2 separate regions of the Mus musculus genome follow, and region 2 is linked to region 1. Evidence: chromatin loops called from intact Hi-C (ENCODE). Cell type or tissue: gastrocnemius. All regions are shown on one strand. Each heading gives the region's core, and the rest is flanking DNA. Links, peaks and the distances in the headings are about the cores only.

Region 1 (10,293 bases), core at 1,068-9,067:
TACAGGTTCAGAGGTTCAGTCCATCATCATCAAGGTGGGAGCAGGGCAGCATCCAGGCAGGCATGGTGCAGGAGGAGCTGAGAGTTCTACATCTTCATCTGAAGACTGCTAGTGGAAGATGGACTTCCAGGTAGCTGGGATAAGGGTCTTAAGCCCACGCCCACAGTGACACACCTACTTAAACAAGGCTACACCCATTCCAACAGGGCCACACCTCCTATTGTTTACTCCGGGGCCCAAGCTATACAAACCATCACAGCCCCCAACCCTGGGGGAAAACAAGCACAGATGACAGCCAGGATGAAGGCATAGGATGACCCTCTCACCACATTAAATACAGAGCTGGCCTCCCACAGTCCATATCCTGACTACACCTGGGAGACAGGCCCGCCATGCTGCGCGCACGCAAACACATAAAAATGTGATAATTTCTCTCTTTAAGTTTTTAAGTTCGGGGCTGAGAGACGACTCAGTGGATAAAGAGTGCCTAGGATCTGCTGCAGGGGCCTCCGATGAAGGCACACAAGCCTTTAGCCTCTGCAATTGGCCTGCTGAGAACAGGGAGCACCTGCGACCCTGGGTGTCCTGGCAGGCAGAGGACTGGGCTGTCGGAGGACACTGAGTGCCACACATGCTTAGAGTCATCAGACAGGCATGGGACAGGTGGGCCAAGGTCATGAGTAATCTTGGCAGCCAGCCAGCTAGGGATGAGAGGAGCCTCTCAGTGCACAGCGTCTGAGATCTGCAAGCATAAACCTCTGAGTGCCTCACTCTCTCCCAAGCAGGCTTTCTGCTTCTGCCTGGATGGGAGCAGGAAGGACCCCCTACTCTGGTGTTGGGGGGCCAGCACCACTGCCTGGTGGTTTGCTACCCTCAGATAAGAGGAGAGCTGGTGCACGTCTGAAAAAAATACAAATGTGTAAGTGGGCGCAGAGTATTTGAGTGTTTCTGTGGCACCTTGCTACTTCCTAGGGAGTTGGCTTTGCTGTTCTGAGCGGATGGGAGGTCAGGTTTCCCAAGAAACCCCAGAATAGCCCCCAACTGCCTGGAGGCAACCTGCCAGTCTCACAGTGCTGGCTTGCCCCAGGTTCACCTGCCAGGCCACAGGCTGTGCCCATGTTTCTGCTCTAAACTGGGGACCTTCAGTCCCATCTGTGCATGGTAGCCAGGATCCTTAAGGCACTTGCTCAGACCTTCTACCTTTATAGAGTGTTTGCCAAGTCTTGGCTGTGGGATTGGCACTGAGTCTGTATGTGGGTCCAGCTAGACAAAAGCAAATGGGAAACTAGCCAGTTGGGCTGGGCCTTTTACAAGAAGTTTCCCAAATAAGTGATCACAGCCTTTAATGAGGGTCCCTGCAGCAGAACCTAGGTGCTTTTAATCTACTGGGCCATCTCCCCAGCCCTGGACTCAAAAAATTATCACATTTATATTTATTTGTTTATTATTTGTGTGTGTGTGTGTGTGTGTGTGTGTGTGTGTGGCAGTGTGTGTGTGTGTGTTCACGTCTGTGGGGACATAGAGTTGGATTATGAGATGGGAACAACAGTCCATGCAAGGATCTGGCATTGGCTGGTCCTTCTCTGTCCCTTTGCCACTGGCCCTTAGCACACTCATCTTCAGGGTGAGTGAATGCCCAAGCTGAGAAGGTTCAGGAAGTGGCCCTTTAGGGAAGGACTGAGCCTATCCTGAAAGAGGACTCGCAGGATTTTCTAACCCTAAAAGGATTTTGGAATCTGTATCCTGGAAACCCTAGGTAGTTGAGCCCAGTTAAGACATGGCTAGCCCGGCGGTCCAGCATGCTCTGCCCCAAGCAGCCTGGAGTCACCTCATTTTCTTCTTTGGTCATCTAGGGCACATGGTAAGGTAGTTTCAGTATCTGATGGAACCTCTGGAGAACCGGCCGGGTGGGTAGGGGAGGGGATTCGGGCAGAGCCTGCAGGCAGAGAATGCACCCAAGGTGTGAGGGCCATTTGGGAGCCTAAGGAGGGGCTTTGAAAGCCTAGGGAAGACTTTCCCTGGCAGCACTTCCCTCCTCCTGGTGTGGGAAAACCACCCCTTGCTGAAGGCTTTCATAGGGACCTGCTTCTGCAAGGGTGTGAAAGGATGGTTGAATGCTTTGGCCCTAGGGTTTGTTACATAGTTTTTTTGTTTTTTTTGTTTGTTTGTTTTTTGTTTTTTTGTTTGTTTTTTAGTCCCTGATGCTACCTCACAAGGCTGGCCTGTGCCCTGGCTCTTGTGTGCCCGACAGCCTTCATCTGGCCCTCACGACTGTGCCACCCTTCCCCTGAGGTATTCTTGCCTCTGTCAGGATTACATCCACTGTGAAGCTTGTTCTTAAACATCTTCTCTCCACTAGGGTCTCCTTTTTAACTGTATGCCCTGAAGGATAGCCAAGTAGAAGGTAGGTTACTTCCTACCCTCTCCTGGACAGGTGGGCAATGAGGAGCTCCTGGAGAAGCCAGGTATCCCTACAGACTGAATGCTTGGCAGCTGAGTAGATTAAGGGATACGGGCGTGTCTTTGAGATGTTCCATAAGGAGAGCCAGGGGAAGGTGAGGAGTGGGGACAGCGAATGAGCCTGCAAGGCATTGACTTCACCAAGAGCGACCTGGCCTATGCGGGATGTGGACGGGGCTGGCAGGGTGTGGGGTGTGGGTACAGTCCAGGTCTGTGGTCACCTGTGCACACGAGTGGGGAGAGATGCAGCTAGAGAAGGAAGGGTGGACCTGGGAGCCCTAACTTGATTCTTGGGACAGTAAGACTCTGCAGACAAAGGGTTCTTTAACTGTGATGGCTTCCTGGGGGATTTACTACGAGAAAACCCAGGATTAGGAGGGTAAACTGAGGGCAGCTCTGACAAGAACAGCAAGGGATAGACTGAGACATCTTCATGGAGGACCTTGGGCCTGGAGGTTGGTGGTGCCTCAATAAATGAGGAGTTCATAAAGGTACCGGAAGGTGGTGGCCGAGCGTGAAGCCTTGGCAGACGTGCACTGATGAATGTGTGTGAGACCCTCGGGAAAATGGAGGCTGACCCAAGGAGACTGACAGGGATGGGGATTGAGTGTGGGTTTCTCTCCGACCCAACCTGGAGGGAAGAGGTGGGCCTGGGTAAGGGAATGTGGGCACACTCTGAAGTTGAAGATCATTTTTCTCTGACCTCTGGCCCTTCCCACTGTCCAGATGTGGGCTCTAAACGCCAGCAGGAAGAGCAGATGGACACCCCCCACCCCAATCCTGTCTGTTTACCCTGGGGTGGCTACCCAAGGCCTGCTGGACACCCTTGGCGGGGGCACTAGAACCCTTTCCGCAAAGACCGAGAACATGTTTACGTAAACTTTATTTTCCCCTCAAAGGGCTGGCATGCCAGTGGGGTTTGAGCTCCCAAGATCCAGGCTCCTCCGGGATGAGGGCCTGCTGGGCCCCGGATGGATGGGAAGGGTGAAGAAGAGGGGCCAATACAGGGGCAGGCTGGCTGGCCAGGCATTGCATAGCAACGAGGCCGCGTCCGCAGCAATGTGCTGGATGGCTGGCCTTCCCAGGGGAAGGATGACACAGGTGGGGCTCCTTGGTCCTAAGTGCCAGGAATCCAGGCAATGGTTTAATGGCTCCAGAAGAGAGAACTCCCACCCTTTTCAAGCGGGCTTGACTAGGGCCGCTGGGCACTGGGGCCTGGCTCCTGGGGCCCTCCAGTGGTCTCTGGCTCCAAGGCCTCAGGCAGAGAGTTGGTTTTCTCAGAGGGAGCTGCCACTTCCTCCCTGGCTTTTATCATCTTCACAACTTCATCGTAGGAGGGTGGCAGCTCAGACGCATAGAGGCTGTAGGTGGGAGGGACCATGGAGTCAGGGTCTGGCTCTCCAAAGTACAGGGGCAGCCGCATGCCCAGTGGGTACTGCACGGAACTGTAGGCTGCAGGGAACAAGAGTGGGTTTATCAAGATGGCTTGGCATTCACCCCACGGTGTCCTCAGCCCCCAAGCCCCCATGCAGGCTAGTGGGTTCCAGACACTCACAGGTCACAGTGCTGTGTGCGGGGCTATCACTGTCCACTGGGATGACTGTCCCGTCACAGGGCTGCCACGCCGCTGGCGTGTGTGACTGGGTGTGCGTCTGCTTCCTGAGGCAGCAGAATCGTACACAGCTGGCTGTGACCCCACACAAAAGCATCAGGAGTATGGCGAGCAGGATGAGCCTGGTAAGGAAGAGCAAGGATCTACCGCGGGACTGGCCTCCTGTTACTGGGCACCTGCACTCGGGGGCCAGTCATGCCTAACTACCCAAAACAGGATAACCGGCAGGTGAAAAGAAAGTAAGAGAAGTCTTTCCATGCCAGACACTTCCTCAGCTGGATTCAGGCCCGAGGAGCCGCCTGCACTGGTCTCTTCCAGCTGGGGCCAGTCCTAGCTTGGCTCTCCAGTGCTGGCCAGGGATGGCCTTGGGTTCACTCCCAGGACACACTGTCCCCAGGCAACTGCACAGTCCTTGTGCCTTCTGCTGAGGATAATCGGGTCTGGTTTCCAAGGCTGCCTAGGGCTCAAGGGCTCTTCAGACAGCGTCGAGGGAGTTGGGGGCAGCAGATGCAGCAGGTGAGGCAGAAGGGATTGTGGAGGTCCTAGCCATGGTCTAACTTCAGAGGAACTGTTGGACCAGAGGGTTGGCATGGTGGATTCCACTTACCCCACATGCCATAGGCTGCTCCAGCGGGCCTGGGGCGGGCACCTGCGGGGACAGCGGCACCTGAAGCAGGTGAGGTATCTGCTAGCTCACTCCACCGCTCCAGCCTTTCCCAGCACGGTCCAAGTTCTGCCTCTCCCCTTGGCCCCCAGCTACTTACTGATCCGAGGGGTCACAGTTGCGGTCCGCGGAACCCAGCGTCACCTGTAGGGACAAGGGTGAGCCTGAGCAGGGCGGGACCGAACTCAGGGCCGCCCCTCTTGCCTTAAACCCGCTGCGAATGAGGCCCAACCCACCTGGGACAGAGGCAGGAGAGGCAGCAGCAGCAGGATCCCCTGTGTGGCTGACGGCCCCGGGGCCATGTTCCTTAGACAGAGCGAAACTCAGTCCAACACCGGCTCAGCTTTATGAGGCCCCGCCCCTGGGCCTTGTCAGCTGAAGGTCCAGGGTCACGCCCACCTTGGTATGCGTCCCTCCTTGCTCTCCGTTTTTTGTTGCTCTTTTTTTTTCTAGTAGAAGTTTGAGAGCACTTGCACGCGCGCTCACACACACACACACACACACACACACACACACACACACCTTTCCCTCTGTGTCATCAAGGATCAAGATCTTTCAGTGGGAGCCCTAAGAGGGAATAGAGCAGTATTCTCTCTGGGCATGGGACATGGGTCTGTCCGTCATATATCTGACTGATGCCTCAGCCAGCCACCTGTATCTCCTATTTTCCCCATCCCCATCCCCAAACCAGGTCTCCTGAAACTTGTGGTCAGGACTGCACTGGGTTGTGGCCTCTCGGGAAAAGTAGAATCCACCCTCACACTTCACAATTGGCTAGGTTAAAAAGGGGTGGGGATCTACACCATTAATATGCTGGGCCTTCCATTTATTTATTTATTTATTACATGTAAGTACACTGTAGCTGCCTTCTGACACTCCAGGAGAGGGAGGGCATCAGATATCATTATGATGGTTGTGAGCCACAGTGTGGTTGCAGGGATTTGAACTCAGGACCTCTGGAAGAACAGTCAGTGCTCTTACCCACTGAGCCATCTCTCCAGCCCGTGCTGGGCCTTCTAGGTCATCATTCAAGGACCTTTGCTATGGATCCTCTGTAGGGATACCTCCGGGGAATGGCCCATTTGGCCCCTGGCTCTGGACTACTAAACCACTGCAGACAGACCACTTTCCAAAAAAAAACATTTGGCTTTAAAGATCGCATTCGTTGACCACTCCTTGCTCAACCTGGAATGCCTGCTTCTTCTCCGGAAGTGGCTGCTGCTTCTCGGGGGAATCTCCTTAATAGTCCTCCCTCCAGGCTAAGAGCTGGGCCGGCTGCTCTGCCCCCCACTACTAGGGGCTATTAGAACACTAGTGATCAAATTGCAGCAGGTGGTCAGCACAACCAGGCTGGCTAAGGGAGGATAGGAGGTGTACCAGCCCTCTGTCCTGCCTTCATTTCTTCACTGTGCACATACCTGCATGTATCTTTGGCTTTTCCCTCAGTGGGTAGGAGTTCTACAGCTGTCCTATGCACTTGAGACCTGTGCCTTGCCTCTCAAAGACCCTCTCTGCCAGGTCAATGAGCTTAGTTCCCATGCTGTTTCTGTCCTTTGCTGTGTCGTGGCTGTGCTTGGTACCGTAGGGCCAGCAATAGGAAGAGTAGATGTCAAAAGTGCAGTGCGAGGCTGGGACCCAAGTCTGGAGTCCAGAAAAGGGAAGGATCTGCTCTTGCAGAGGACCTGGGTTATATTGGTCTGGGATCAGAAGGAAGTGGCCTGCCTAGGGTAGTGCCTTCTCTAGATTTGTCCACTCATCTGGTCTGGAATCATGTCAAGGGTTTGAGAAGTGGTCAGCTACCGTCAGGGAAGCCAAAGGCCTGGGCCTGCTACCTACAAGGTCGATGAGCAGGATTCCTGCAAAATGGCTGGCTCAGTTAAGGGCCATGACAGGGTATAAGGCATCAGGGGCACTAAGGGCTTTCATGAGTACAGTGACCCAGATAGATGTCATCACCCCCATTGCCCTGCCGGGCCCAGGAGGGCTGGGAAGGCTCTCTCAGTAGCTTGTCCCCACTGGGTGGCAAAGTTCGTATGCTGCACAGGCAGGCAAGGCAGGCAGGCAGGCAGGCAGGCTGGATGTGCTCCGAGAGAAAGCTTTCAACAAGCTGTACTTCAGAGGGAAGAGCTCGTGCGGTGATGGAATGGGGTGCAGAAAGCAAAATCCATCCTTTTCGGAGAACTCTGAGCTCAGACTCACGGGCCGGGCCCCGCTTTACACCGGGCTCACACCTTGCTTGGGAGCATCTGGGTTCCCGAGACTTGGGAGGAGTTGAGAGGCTTAAGGGACCTTTCTGGACTTTGGAACCTCTTGTCCCCCTCTTACTCGCCCCTGTACCTTTCCAGGTCTAAACCAGGCTCAACCCTGGCTCTGCAACCCCCAGCTTCCTACGCTGCCTACTGTTACCCTCAGTGATACGGATCTAGAGGGGTCTTCCAGGGTTTGGGGCAGGGTGAACTCCCTATAGTTATCTGGCACGATCCCACCCTCTGGGAGGCTTGTACTGGCCAGAACACTGTTTTATGGGTTGGGTTATGTGAGGGGGGTGGGTATGGGTCAGACTTCTTTCAGGGTCCCCATCCACCTCATTCGGTGCTTAGGCCCCACACTGCAGGCCCACATGTTGGTTCTCAGAGTTTATTGATAGGCCTATGTTGAGATCTCCTGGGATCTCCGAAGTCTGGGGAGGTGCTGGTGGGTTTGGGATCTGTGGGTGGGAGTGGTGCATCTAGGAGCAGGCTGTGTGTGTGTGTTGAGTTGGATGGATTAGTATTTCTTGGTGTGTGTGTGTGTGTGTGTGTGTGTGTGTGTGTGTGTATGTGTGTGTGCGTGCGTGTGGTCTTAGACTGCTCACAGGGCAGAAGGAATTAGCTATGTCTGTAGGGCTGGAAGCTCTGGCTCTGGGACTGTTCACTTGAACCTTTCCAGCAGGGGATGGCCAGGGCCCAGGCCTAGGGGAATGGGTTGCCTTGGCCCACAGCTTGGGAAGGGGTTCAAGAGTGGATAGGAGAGTTCAGGAGGCTCTGCAGTTTCCTGTGTCCTCAAAGCCCAGTGACCACGTGGGCTACAAAGGTGACTTTGTAGGTTTCCTTTACGTCTCCCCGGAGCTGCAGCAGGGTTGACACCATGAGTGGGTGGTCTGGCTGGAAGAAGAAGAATCCTTAGACTTTCCAGACAAATCTGTTCTACTTCAGCTCACAGGTCTGTCATAGCTACCCCTCCCTGCCCGGCCTGGGGTCCCAACACCTACATCAAAGTCAGCAGGTGGTACCCAGGAGATGTTGATGGTCTTAGTCTGGCCACGCTCCACAGAACCCCTGGAGGGCTCAATGGAGAAGCCCTTGTGCTGAAGCCATGATACACCATCCAGGCTGAACTCCACAGTCTGTGAGGCATTGATACTACTGGAGGTTAGAGGGTCAGGGACTCCCAGGAGTAGTAGGACTAAAGGGGTGAGGGGGCCCCGGCTTTACCTATCCCCGAACTCTCACCAGGGGTGGGGAAGTCGCCACCCCACATCTGCTGCAAAAATCCTATATGAGGCCAGTGAGGTACAAGGCCAGGGGAGGCTTCTGGGGTTTAACTCGAGCTAGAGTTGTGCTCACCCTCCTTGGTGATGGCTGTGTGGTCCGGATACAGCCCACTTGTAGCTCTCGGGTGGCAGGGGAGGTTGTTGTGTCTGTGTCCAGCTGGACATAGTTCAAGGTCACCAGGATGGGCTTTAGCTCCTCAGCTTCTGGAGAGGGAGAATCTAGCTGAAAAGTGTCTAGAGGAAGGGTATGGCCTGAGGGTGAGAGGAATTGTTCAGGGTGGCACCACAGAGGTGGAGGGTGAACCTGGAGCCCTGGCACCCTTCAGAGCAGTCCTCTTGGCTCTGGGGTTGATGGTCCGCAATTCTATCTGCCCTTGTCCACTGGGCCTCATTATGCCCACTAGCTGGCGGGCCTTGTCACTAATCTCTAAGGTAAGTTACCCCTGCCCCCCTTTTCTCCGAGCCAGAAATCACACGGTGGGGGCTCACCTTCTTTATGCTCTGTGTCAAAAGCAGTGACTACTGCCAGGGACTCCACAGGCACATCCAGTGGGTCTCCTCCCTCCACAAACATCATGTGCTCTCGGGCAGCACCCTTCAAGAGGATCTGGTGGGAGACTTTCTGGGGGACAAGAAGTATAGCAGCCTGCCCTGAAGCTTGACAATTGAGAACTGAGGCTGCTTGAGGCATGGGTGGGTCCTGGAGAACCAGGGATGCTGTTCTCTAACTGGCAGCCCCCAACATAAAGGGCCAGATAATAGAAGCTGCCAAGAAGGACCAGATGAGGGACTCGTATGGACCCCTCCCAGGCTGGGGTGGGATCTCTGGGGGCCCAGCTCTGAGTTCCACCTTTTCAAAGAGCACCACTTTGAGCAGGTCAGAGAAGAAGAGGCTCTCGTGGTCCGGACTGAAGGTGACAGTAAACTCTTGAGCCTTCCCAGGGAACATGAGGCCCTCAACTGGGACGATACTGAACACACTCTGGCCATTGTAGTTCTGTGTGCCTGTGGGTGGGACAGCAGCTACGGTCAACACTACCATCCTCCTTCACTGAGCTCAGACCCCTCCGATTCCCCCTCTGCCCAGCCTCTCCATAAACTGTCTTGACCCCCTCCACTCCAAACACCACCCTCATTCCCTAGCCCGCATCTCCTCGTGGAGCTGTACCCCTGTGGTTCCTGGCAGTGTGTTAGTTAGCTCACCAACTATTTCTGCCCTCTGCTCATGGGAGGTAATGAACTTTGGCAGCTGCTGGTGGGCCTCAGCCTTCTTTCTGGAGAGGCTCTCCAGACGCACCCAGAACTTGATGGGAAGCGAGGACTCATTCTGAAGCTGTAAGAGCAAGATGTCACCTGATGTCACCTGACCAGCGTGCCGTTGGCTGCCCCAGTGCCGGTGACCAGGCTGCCAGCTGCCGGATCACTGCTCAGGACTAGGTGGCATTGCTAACAGGAACCACAATGAGCAAGATGTCACCTGACCAGCTTACCGTGGGCTGCCCCAGTGCCGGTGACCAGGCTGCCAGCTGCCGGATCACTGCTCAGGACTAGGTGGCATTGCTAACAGGAACCACAACATCAGTGTTTGGGACTCTTGGTATTTGGTCACTCCCCTCACCCTGCTCCTTTCCTAAGGCTGGCTGGCAGCCTGCTTCCCTGCCCAGCTGTGTGGCCAGCTCTGTGCCCGTCAGCTGTTGACTGAACTGTATCCTCATCTGATCTCTTCCCCTTCCTTGATACCCTCTTTGAGAAGCACTAGAAATGACAGCCTCTTGGGAACAGAGCATTTGAGGGAGACAGTCTGTGACTCCAGTGTGATTCCCCAACCAGCTGGGTGCTTCCAAGTGCAGAGTTCATTACCTCCAAAAAACAATCCTTTTCCAGGAAGCTGGGCCAAGACAAAGGGTTAATTCACCTTAAAATTTGTTGAGACAGATTCTCTGGCAAGCACGTAGCCCATGTTGAGGATGTTGCCGTCAATGGAGCACGTAATCATGGACGCCACACCCATGCCAAAGAGGGTGA
Region 2 (10,293 bases), core at 1,064-9,063, 59 kb after region 1:
GTGAAGATCGTGTTTGGCTCCGGCTCAAGCAGACAGCCCTGAATGAGATTCTTGGGGTAGCTACTGAAAACTGGCAGCAGGTATTGGATTTTATGAAGAAATAACTGTTAATTTTGTGGGAGATGAAATGACTTTGTGAGTTGGCTAAGAGTACAGAGGTATGTAGTAACATTTTCAAAGAGAGATGAGAGTATGACCAAAATGTTATCTTCACAATGTGTCAGCCCAGTTGGAACAGGAATAAGACAGCACTGATCTTGCTGATGAAGGGTGGTTGGAATTTAGACTTCATATTATCCTTCTCCTTATAAGTGTGTGTGTGTGTGTGTGTGTGTGTGTGTGTGTGTGTGTGTGTGTACTCGAAAAGGCTAAGGAGGTTTTCAGATTCCCTGCAACTAGAGTTACAGGTAAATGGCCTCAAATTGGCACCAGAAACTAAACTTCAGTTCTTTGCAAGAGCTATGAATGTTCTTAACAGTTCAACCATCTCCCCAGCCTCCTTCTCCTTTATTTATGCGATTCTGGACTTTTCGGTAAGAAAAAAAAATTGCAAAAGGAAGGAAATGCAAGCAAGCAAACAAATGGACAGACTCTCAGGTTCAGGCACTGGAGATGTCCTAGTCAGTAAGTCAATTTTAGATTCTCTAAACTGCACCCGAGTCTCAGCAAGAGTCGGTACATGTGCATCCGCTTGCGGAAAATAGGTCAGAAGCTTGCCAGTGAGTTTTAAAATATAAGTTGAAGAACAAAGAACAATAGTATTGAAGGAGAATAAGTGCGGGAGGGGGGTGTCTGCAGGTATTTATTCTAAAGTTACAAAATTACAATGGTACCAGGCACAGAGAAACAGGGCCAGGAACTGGTTGCTAAAGACTGAGGCCACTTAGTACAAAATCTGATTGCTCACCAGCAGAAGCAGAGCCGGGTTTATTTCAGAGGGCGTGTTAAGAAGCTGGACCCTTTCCTGGAAAATCAGCTCCAGTGGATTAAGAGCTCATTTATGAAAATGAAACCACCACAGAGGCAGTGGCCAAGAGGGGAGATGACATCAAGGTTCCTAAATAAGACACCAGACATACTAGGTATGAGAGAAAATGCTGGTAGAGTCACCTATATTTATTTGTACTTGAAACTTCCGCTATCCTAAAGAGACGTGGAGAAAAGCTATGGGGCAGAGGTGACCATGACTTAGAAGGGTCACCATCAGGCAGAAGCCTCATGCCAGGGGCTTTATAGTGAGGGACATAAAGCCAACACACACAGGAGCCAATATCCATCAGCATCCCTGTGTGTACAGCTGCTCTCCGAGTGTAATTCAATGGAGCCCTCATTTGAATAATAAACTATCTCATGATTATAACTTAAGAAATGTTGAGCAGGGAGATGGTGGTGCACGCCTTTAATCCCAGGACTAAGGAGGCAGAGGCAGGTGGATCTCTGAGTTTGAGGCCAGCCTGGTCTACAGATCGAGTTCCAGGACAGCCAGGGCTATACAGAGAAACCCTGTCTCGAAAAAACCAAAGGGGAAAAAAAAAAAAAAAGAAAGGAAGGAAGGAAGGGAGGGAGGGAGGGAGGGAGGGAGAGGGAGGGGGAGAGAGAGAGAGAGAGAGAGAGAGAGAGAGAGAGAAGAGAAGAGAAGAGAAGAGAAGAGAAGAGAAGAGAAGAGAAGAGAAGAGAAGAGAAGAGAAGAGAAGAGAAGAGAAGAGAAGAGAAAGAAAAGGAAGAAAGGAAAGTTGTTCAACATGGTCTGGAATAAGGGAACTGCAAACCAGAGCTGCAGTGATCTGTCACTACGTGTTTGTCAGACTTTGGAGCACAAGAGCAAGAAGATCTAGCAGGCACTGGTGAGGACAGGACACAGTAAAGGGGCTCCAAGGCTCCACGGCTCCAAGGTGGAATGAGATCTAAAGAACTGAAGCTTGGGTGTTAATTAGGAGCTAAACATTCTATAGAAAAAAAAGAAGAGAAAAAAGAACACACCTTTTGCCTTCCCTATTATTCTTTTGTTTGTTTTCAAGACAGGGTTTCTCTGTGTAACCCTGGCTGTCCTGGAACTCACTCTGTGGACCAGGCTGGCCTCGAACTCAGAAATCCACCTGCCTCTGCCTCCCGGGTGCTGGGATCAAAGGCGTGCGCCGCCACACCCGGCTTCCCTATTATTCTTAAAACAGTGCAAATTTATCTTGTTCTTAGAGCAGTAGTTCTCAACCCCATGGGTCTTGGCCCTTTCGATTGCTGCATATCAGATATTTATGTTATGGTTCATGGTGGTAGTAAAATTATGGTTATAAGTATGAAGTAGCAACAAAAATAATTTTATGGTTGTGGGTCAACACAGCATCGAGGAACCGTATTAAAGGCCCACCGAGTTAGGCAGGCTGAGAACCCCACTCCAGAGGCCTGGCATCTGGGTCTCAAGGGTATGGAGCCACTGTGTCCACAGGTGTGTGTGGAACCAGCCGGACACAAGGACTCCCATCTTGAGTCACACTTACGATGTTCTACAAATAGCCCTGGCTGGTTTTTTTTTTTCTTTCTTTTCTCAGCATAGCATAAATCAATGAGATCATTGGTGTCTTATGTGGGACTTTATAGCCATATTCTGCTTCAGAGACATCCTGACTTCCCAGTTGAGCTTTTCCTTTTTTGACAGCATCTCAATATAGCCCCGAATCCACAATCTTCCTATCTCAATCTCCTGAAAGCTGGGGATTACATTTGTGCCACTGGTATTCAGCTTTGATATTTGTAGCCAGTCTTTGGCTACTTTGTGGGTTCTTTTCTCCACCCGTTCAACCCCCTAACAATAGATAGGAGAGGAAAGGATAGAGAAGAAAGGAAAGAGATCCCTGAATGTAGTCAGGGGCTGAAAAGGGGGCGGTGCTATCATTAGACTACTTCCTGCTGGCCTGGGGCACTGAGTTCCTTGGGGCAAGTTTGAGCTTCATGTTAGGATATCTAATTTCTTGCTCTTTCTTCTTTCTGTAGGCCTGCTTATCAAACCACAATTAACAGCAGACAACAATAGCCAACAAGCAACAGCAGCCAAAACCAACCAACAACCCAACAATAACCCACCTATCAGAGCTCTAGCATTTATATAATACCCTCTGAAAAGTCTCCAGAATTCCAGACACCCATACACTCACAGAAACCATATGCAGCTGGCAAAATCACGCCCCTGCTAGAGCATGAGGCAAATCATAGTCAGCTATGGTGGGCAGTCTGAAGCAGCCCCGTACCTCACACCTAGGATTAAGACAAAAATATATTCTTAAATATTCCTGTGGGTTTTTGGGTTTTTTTTTTTTACTTGGTTTGGTTTTTTTTGTTTTTCGAGACAAAGTTTCTCTGTATAGCCCTGGCTGTCCTGGAACTCACTCTGTAGACCAGGCTGGCCTTGAACTCAGAAATCCACCTGCCTCTGCCTCCCAAGTGTGCCACCACGCCCGGCTATTCCTGTGGTTTTTTTTTTTTTTTTTTAAGAAACCAAAACTCCCAATTTGTCACTATAGATATTATTTTAAGATAAACAAGCAGATTACAGAAAGAATGAGTCTGCTCTGGTTTTATTTTGAGATAGGGTTTCTTAGTTTAACCCCGGCACTCACCAGGCTGGCCTCAAACTCACAGAGATGGCCTGCCTCTGCCTCCCAAGTGATTGAAGGTGTGCGCCATTATCACCCAGCAAGTTTGGCTCTCCGTTCTACTCCACAAATACACTCTTCATTTTGACCCAAAGATTTTGACTCACACTTGGGTTCATTTGGTCTGCTGACATTCAGGCCCATACTTACATACTTCCTGTCCCCCAACGCTTAGCAGCAAACTGCACTTGGTATAACCCTAGATTTGTCTTTCTCTTCTTTTCAGTCTCACAGCACCTTGAGGCTCGTCCTTATGAATTAGGACTTGGTTGTCCTGCATCAGCAAAGCTGTGTGACCTTCTTGGAAACCAGAGAGGGTGTGTCTACTTTCTTGGCTTTTCATTTTCTGTCTAAAGCTGCCTTTGCCCCTTGGCACCTGACTTCATCTAACGTGTTCAAATCTGCAGTGTTAGCTGAGCCCGACCTGCCGTAGCCTTTGGTGATCTCTCCTGCCTCCCTCTTCCAATGAGATGACCCAAGATAGTTCTTCCATCTCAAAGGAAGCTGATGGGCCGCCTCAGTTCCTCTTAGCCATGGAACGTTATGTTTTTACTGGTTCGGAGGATTGGGACGTTGGGTGTCCCTGGGGCCACTGTACTGCCTGTTCTATCTTTTCTTCTGAGAGGACAGCCCTCTCCTTAGAGAGGGCTGCAGAAACTCTCACTTGTCACAGGAGTTTTCCAGGGTTGCCATAACAAAGTGCTCCAACTTGAATTCTTTACACAACAGAAATGTATTCTGTCAGTCTTGAAGCTCGTCTTATTTATTTTAAAGACAAGAAGGGGAGGGCTTCAAGCTGGGTGTGGTGGCACAGGCCTTTTAGTCCCAGCACTCGGGAAGCAGACGTAGGTACATCTCTGAGTTTGAGGCCAGCCTGGTCTGCAGAGCAAGTTCCAGGACAACCAGGACCATACAGAAAAACCCTTTCTCAAAAACCAATCAAACCATTAACAAAAACTACTGTTCAGGAATAAATTTCTAATCTAAGATAAGCAAAGGTGTGCGGTTACACACGAGGAGAAGTGAGAATCACGGGTTTGTTCATAGTTAACCAGGAGAGGAGGGTACTATGTTATGGGTGAAGACAAGATTCTATTTATTGGCTTGGGTGGGCTTTTGATAAATTGTTTGATAATCAGTTCTTAAATTGTACACAAGAAGGTAGGCATCATTTGTTTGAAGACAATATTCATCAATGAATACCTGAGCAGTCTACTCATTACCTAGCTCACATTACTTACTAGTCCACTCATTACTTGGCCCACAGCACACCTTCATTCAGGGTGTATTTTGCTAAGCATTTTTACCCAGATAAGGGAGTCATTTTATGGAAAAATCAAGCTAAGGAGGCCTATCCACTTGCAATGAAGGGTTTTGTATTTAAAGCCAGGCTGGAACAGCGGGAGGTGACTCTTACTTTCAGCTCTCAGACTGATGCCTGGCTCTTCACCAGCAGGATTGATGCTGACGCTTCATAGGCTGTGGTAACCACGTGACTCACCGCCACGTGTCCACGCAGAAAAGTTACCCCTTGTTCAGCGCATCCTCAGTGCAGCCCCAAGGCTGAAGTCGCCAGTACCCACCTCTCTGGGCAGCCCAGTGATGTCCCTCAGCGATGAGACTTCAGCAAAGGTCCCCCAAGAGTGGGCTGCACTGTTGGCAAACCTCCTCAGGAACGGCTCCTCGGTGGTGGTCCCTCAGCAGCAACAACCTCTCAAGAATGGTCCCTGGCGACTGCCCCTTAGCAACAGCTCCTCACAAATGACCCCTAGAAAGTGGTCCAGTAACTAGGTCGCCTCCCAGAAACAGATCCTCGGCGACGGTTCCTCAGCACTGGCCCCCGCAGAATCAGTTCCTTAAGCCGCTAGACCATGGCCTCTTAACGGCCCGACTGCCCCCAGCCACCGTGGGTCTGAGGCTGCGTAGTTTGGGCGCGCAGCTCCATGGCAACGGAAGGCTGCTTTGGGGTAGCGGGCGGGGCTGAGGCTGCGGAGGGAGAGCTTGTGCGCAGGCGTAGTGCAACAGCGGGGGTAAAGTGGGACGAGCATCGCGGAGGGCAGAGTCAAAGCTGACTGTTGCCCAGACGATTCTCCTGGAGACTGGGGCAGGTGCTCGAGAACTTGTCTAAAGCCAGTTGAAACTTGGGTCAACTGCTTACTTAAAAGACCATTTACGCAGAAGTTAGGATCTCCTGCGTCTCTTGGATCTGAATTCTGGCTCTCCCAGGGCTTTGCAGCCTGTGTTGTGCCCTCTAGGTGGTGACATCTGACTCCTCTGGATAACTCACAGGACTCTTTGGATTGTTTTTGGTCGTTTAAGTTGGCGTGGTCACTAGTCCGGGCAGGAGGTGGGCTCAACAGTGGACAGGACATGTTCCCTTTCCTCAGAGTCGCAGGGATGACTGGCAACTCCTGTAGTTTTGTCTTGGAGATGGAGAACCTTCAGCGTTAAGAAGTCCTCAAAATAATACAGAGCCTGTGGAAATGTCAGTGGAGATTGGTGGGGGGTACCTCTGCACTCCCTTCAGATACTTTGCCTGTGAAATACCACTGCAATACTGTATAGGTGTGTGTGTGGCTGGGGATCGAACCCAGGTGTTCTATAAGTTTAGAGCTTTGTGTATGGAAGCCGGATGTCCTAGTAAAGCAATTTGGGAAAGATAGCCAGTTGGTTTGTAACCTTTAGCTGAGGGAGAATGTGAACTGGGCCTCCTACTCTGGGTTGACCCTGGTATATGGCTGAGCAGAGAGGGTTGTGAAGTAACCATATCCAATACTAATATTTGTGGTATGAAGTATAATCCCCACTATAGTAAAATAAGTGAATAAATTGGTCTTCTCTTTCACGTTGCCTCAAATATTTGTTTACAGGGACAAAACTCTGACTAACACATGTAATTTTCTCTGGGGTATACTATACTCCTCTGTTAGGCTGGCCAAGCCTGTCAGGTATACATTAGGTTTGCCTCCCTTCCACTTTTTTTGTTTTGTTTTGTTTTTTGAGACAGGGTTTCTCTGTGCAGCCCTGGCTGTCCTGGAACTCACTCTGTAGACCAGGCTGGCCTCGAACTCAGAAATCCACCTGCCTCTGCCTCCCAAGTGCTGGGATTAAAGGCGTATGCTACCATGCCCGGCTCCCTTCCACTTTTATCTCAATATGCCAGTTGGGAATCAAGAACCAAAGGATTTCTCAGTTCAATTCTTCTTCTTCTTCTTCTTCTTCTTCTTCTTCTTCTTCTTCTTCTTCTTCTTCTTCTTCTTCTTCTTCTTCTTCTTCTTCTCCTCCTCCTCCTCCTCCTCCTCCTCCTCCTCCTCCTTCTTTCCTCCTCCTTTTCTTCTTCTTCTCCTTCTCCTTCTTCTCCTTCTTCTTCATCTTCTTCCTTCTTCGATCTCTCCAGCCCCTCTCAGTTCAATTCTTTTTCCTCTGCTAATCAATCCAAGATGCCTACTAAATTTCTGGTGTACCTAGTTCTATCCCACGACTTTGAACTAGAGGACATGGGCTGACACCATTGGTGCAAGAAATGGTCTGAGAGAGATGACTGCAGGGGATTTGGAAATGGGTTACTCACTGTCTGTTTGGCAACGAGGAGCCCTGCCTAAGCAGCATGTGAATTCCTTGTCTTAAGGAAGCAGCTCATCTGTGAGACTTTTACCAGCAACAAATTGGAGTGGTAATTCCACTCCACCTGTAATTCAGTTGTATTAATACCCTACAGAGGGATCATGAAAAGTTGGAGGTCAGTAGGATGCTAACACTGCTGTGAAATCAGGTGTTGTCTTGGTAGTTGGTAGGAGCCTGATCTCTCACAGCGAAAGCAAAAGACAAGCAAAGCCCGAGTAGGCTATTGAACAGGCTTTACCAAAACTAGGCCACAGTCCTAACCTGTGGACAGTACCTGGGCCTGTGCGGTGGGCACTCACTGACACCCTTGTGTCCTTGAGTGTACGGCTGTCCAGACTCTGAAATGACTTCAGAGCATTCCAAGGTAACTCCTGCCTTACTAGGAAGAGATAGCACCCCAAAATGTTCACGAAGACACAGTAGAGGTTTCTGCCCAGGGGTAACAAGATTCCCTTTGGTGCCTTATTTTAGCTCCTCTCCTGGTTGCCATGAGGCCAATAAGCATCGAAATATTCTCTAGACAACTAATAAATAAAATCCACGGGGCTGCTGACTTGTACTGAACTCCCACACCCCAACCGACCAGATCAAACTGGAGCGATTCACACATCACCACAAAGAGCAGGGTGTTTATTTGACCTGAGAAACTGGGAAAGCAATGTGATAGCCAAGGAGTTTTACAAGTATCAAGGCAAATAAATCAGGAAATGTCACACCAACACAAAATAAACAAACTGTGATGGTTTGTATGTGCCTGGCTCAGGGAGTGTGGCCTTGTTGGAGTAAGTGTGTCTTTTTGGGCGTGGGCTTTAAGACCCTACTCATAGCTTCTAGCTCACTAGCAGCCCTCAGATGAAGATGTAGAACTTTCATCGATGCCTGCACCATGCTTGCCTGGATGCTGCCCTGCTCCCACCTTGATGATGATGGACTGAACCTCTGAACCAGTAAGCCAGCCCCAATTAAATATCCTTTATAAGACTTGCCTTGGTCATGGTGTCTGTTCACGGCAGTAAAACCCTAACTAAGACACAAACAGATAGAAATAAGACATAAATAAAAACTCCTTAAAACAACCAAAGGAAAGGCCCAGTTTTACAGAGTGCACCAAGAGAAACGGAGCCACACTCCAAGGGAGAGACATCCGAAAACACCGAGGAGAACAAGCAAAAGACAGACTGACTGACAGGCTCACCAATAACCTAACGACCTATGCCCTGGGAAGCTGACTGTTGAAAATGAACACAATGTTATGGAATGCAAACCACTGGCAGTAAAGTTGTTTTTGTTTAAAAAATAATAGTTAGGCAAACGGTGTAGCTCAGTTGACAGAGTGCTTGCCTAGCATGCACAAGACCCTCTGTTAAATCACTAACACTGCATAAAACAGGCATGGTGGCACTCACCATTAATCCCAGCACTTGGGAGACAGACAGGAGGATCAGAGTTCTGCATTATGCTTAATTACATAGTGAGTTTAAGGACATCCTGGGCTTCATGAGACCCTGTCTCAAAAAGCATAAATTTAAAAAGTGTGTGTGTGCTGGGCATGGTGGCGCACGCCTTTTATCCCAGCACTTAGGAGGCAAAGGCAGGCAGATTTCTGAGTTTGAGGCCAGCCTGGTCTACAAGTGAGTTCCAGGACAGCCAGGGCTACAGAGAAACCCTGTCTTGAAAAAAAAAGTGTGTGTGTGTGTGTGTGTGTGTGTGTGTGTGTGTGTGTGTGTGTGTGAGTGTGTGTGTGAGTGTGTGTGTGTGCGTGCGTGTGTGTGCGTGCGTGTGTGTGTGTGTGTGCGTGCGTGCGTGTGTGCGTGTGTGTGTGTGTGTGTGTGTGTGCGTGCGCACACTCAGAGGTTATGAGTGTTTTCTCAGAAAACCTAAGTTTGGTTCACACTCAGCACTTACACTGGGCAGCTTACAGCTGCCTGTAACTTTAGCAACAGGTGTGGACACACCCTCTGGTCTCTGAAGGCACCTACATACACATGGCATATGCACACACAGACATACACTCATATGTATAAATAAACATTACAAGTTAAAAAAAAATGAAGGGCTATAGAGATGTCTCAGAGGTTAAGAGCACTTGCTGCTCTACCAGAGGACCACAGTTACGTTCCCAACACCCAAGTCAGTGGCTCAAAACCCTCTGTAATTCCAGCTCCAGGAGATCTGATGCCTTCTTCTGGGCTCCGAAGGAGCCTGAACACTCTCTCTCTCTCTCTCTCACACACACACACACACACACACACACACTTAAAAATAAAATTATTAAGGAAAAATAAATTTATCTTTACATTTATAATTTTTATGTTGTGTGTATGAGTGAGTGTTTTGCCTGTACGTACATACGTGTGCTACATGCATGCCTGGTGCCTTCAGAAGTGAGAAGATGGTATCAGATCGCCTAAAACTGGAGTCACAGATGTCTGTAAGCCACCATGTGGGCCCTGGGAACTGAATCCAGGATTTTTGTAAGAGCAACAAATGCTCCTAAGTGCTGAACCATATCTCTAGCCCCTAAAATAAATTTTAAAAGAAAATGAAGATGGATAGGCAGTGTAACTTGTTGTGCAGCAATCATATATAGCCTGTGTAGGGCCCTAGAGAGCAACCTTCTGTGCTGCAAAACATACAAATAAATACATGAAAAAATAAAGGGAAATTTCTGTTACTTTCCTCCTATCTGGAACAACTTTTAAAAACTGAACAAAACACACAAAGCAGTAACAGTTCTCAGTTATTGGGCATCAGGTCATCTTGGAGATGGTAAGTGGGCGAGGGAGCCTATCTTAATTATTTTCATGTTGCCATAACAAAACACCATGATGTAGGCAACTTATAGAAGAAAGCTTTTAGTTTGTATCTCACAGTTCCAGAGGGCTGGAGTCCATGACCAAAAATGGTGGAGCATGGCAGCAGGCAGTCCAGGGGCTGGAGATGTAGCTGGGAACTAACATCTGACCCACAAGGATGAGTCAGAGAAGAGGAGCTCTGCAGGTAACCTGAGTCGGGAACACCC

The links. A loop is a pair of places that touch in the nucleus more often than their neighbours do. Peaks named below come from ENCODE experiments on the same cell type or tissue, not always from the same donor. Only the 100,000 strongest peaks of a DNase experiment are listed, where the experiment ranks them.
Region 2: it touches region 1 in a loop (2.4-fold over the local background); 3 of 42 quality-filtered maps call a loop at or near these places.

The regions. Positions count from the first base shown.
Region 1 is chr4:155,463,890-155,474,182 of GRCm38, reverse strand. It overlaps Cfap74 (cilia and flagella associated protein 74), which reads right to left. Exons shown (of 39, transcript NM_001368738.1): 33 at 10,184-10,293; 34 at 9,472-9,601; 35 at 9,119-9,273; 36 at 8,758-8,890; 37 at 8,342-8,472; 38 at 7,987-8,121; 39 at 7,360-7,879. The coding sequence ends at 7,778. Tmem52 (transmembrane protein 52) reads right to left here and starts at 5,069. Exons shown (of 5, transcript NM_001253856.1): 1 at 4,973-5,069; 2 at 4,837-4,880; 3 at 4,680-4,721; 4 at 4,016-4,194; 5 at 3,325-3,912. The coding sequence starts at 5,038. The coding sequence ends at 3,653. In gastrocnemius, for the core only: no CTCF peak of the experiment used is centred there; DNase peaks (open chromatin) are centred at 1,120, 4,441 and 5,007; H3K4me3 peaks cover 4,149 bases; H3K27ac peaks cover 7,557 bases.
Region 2 is chr4:155,404,508-155,414,800 of GRCm38, reverse strand. It overlaps Cfap74 (cilia and flagella associated protein 74), which reads right to left and starts at 5,561. Exons shown (of 39, transcript NM_001368738.1): 1 at 5,231-5,561. It overlaps 5830444B04Rik (RIKEN cDNA 5830444B04 gene), which reads left to right. Exons shown (of 3, transcript NR_102284.1): 2 at 1-80. In gastrocnemius, for the core only: a CTCF peak has its summit at 5,877; DNase peaks (open chromatin) are centred at 5,147 and 5,612; H3K4me3 peaks cover 1,226 bases; H3K27ac peaks cover 1,409 bases.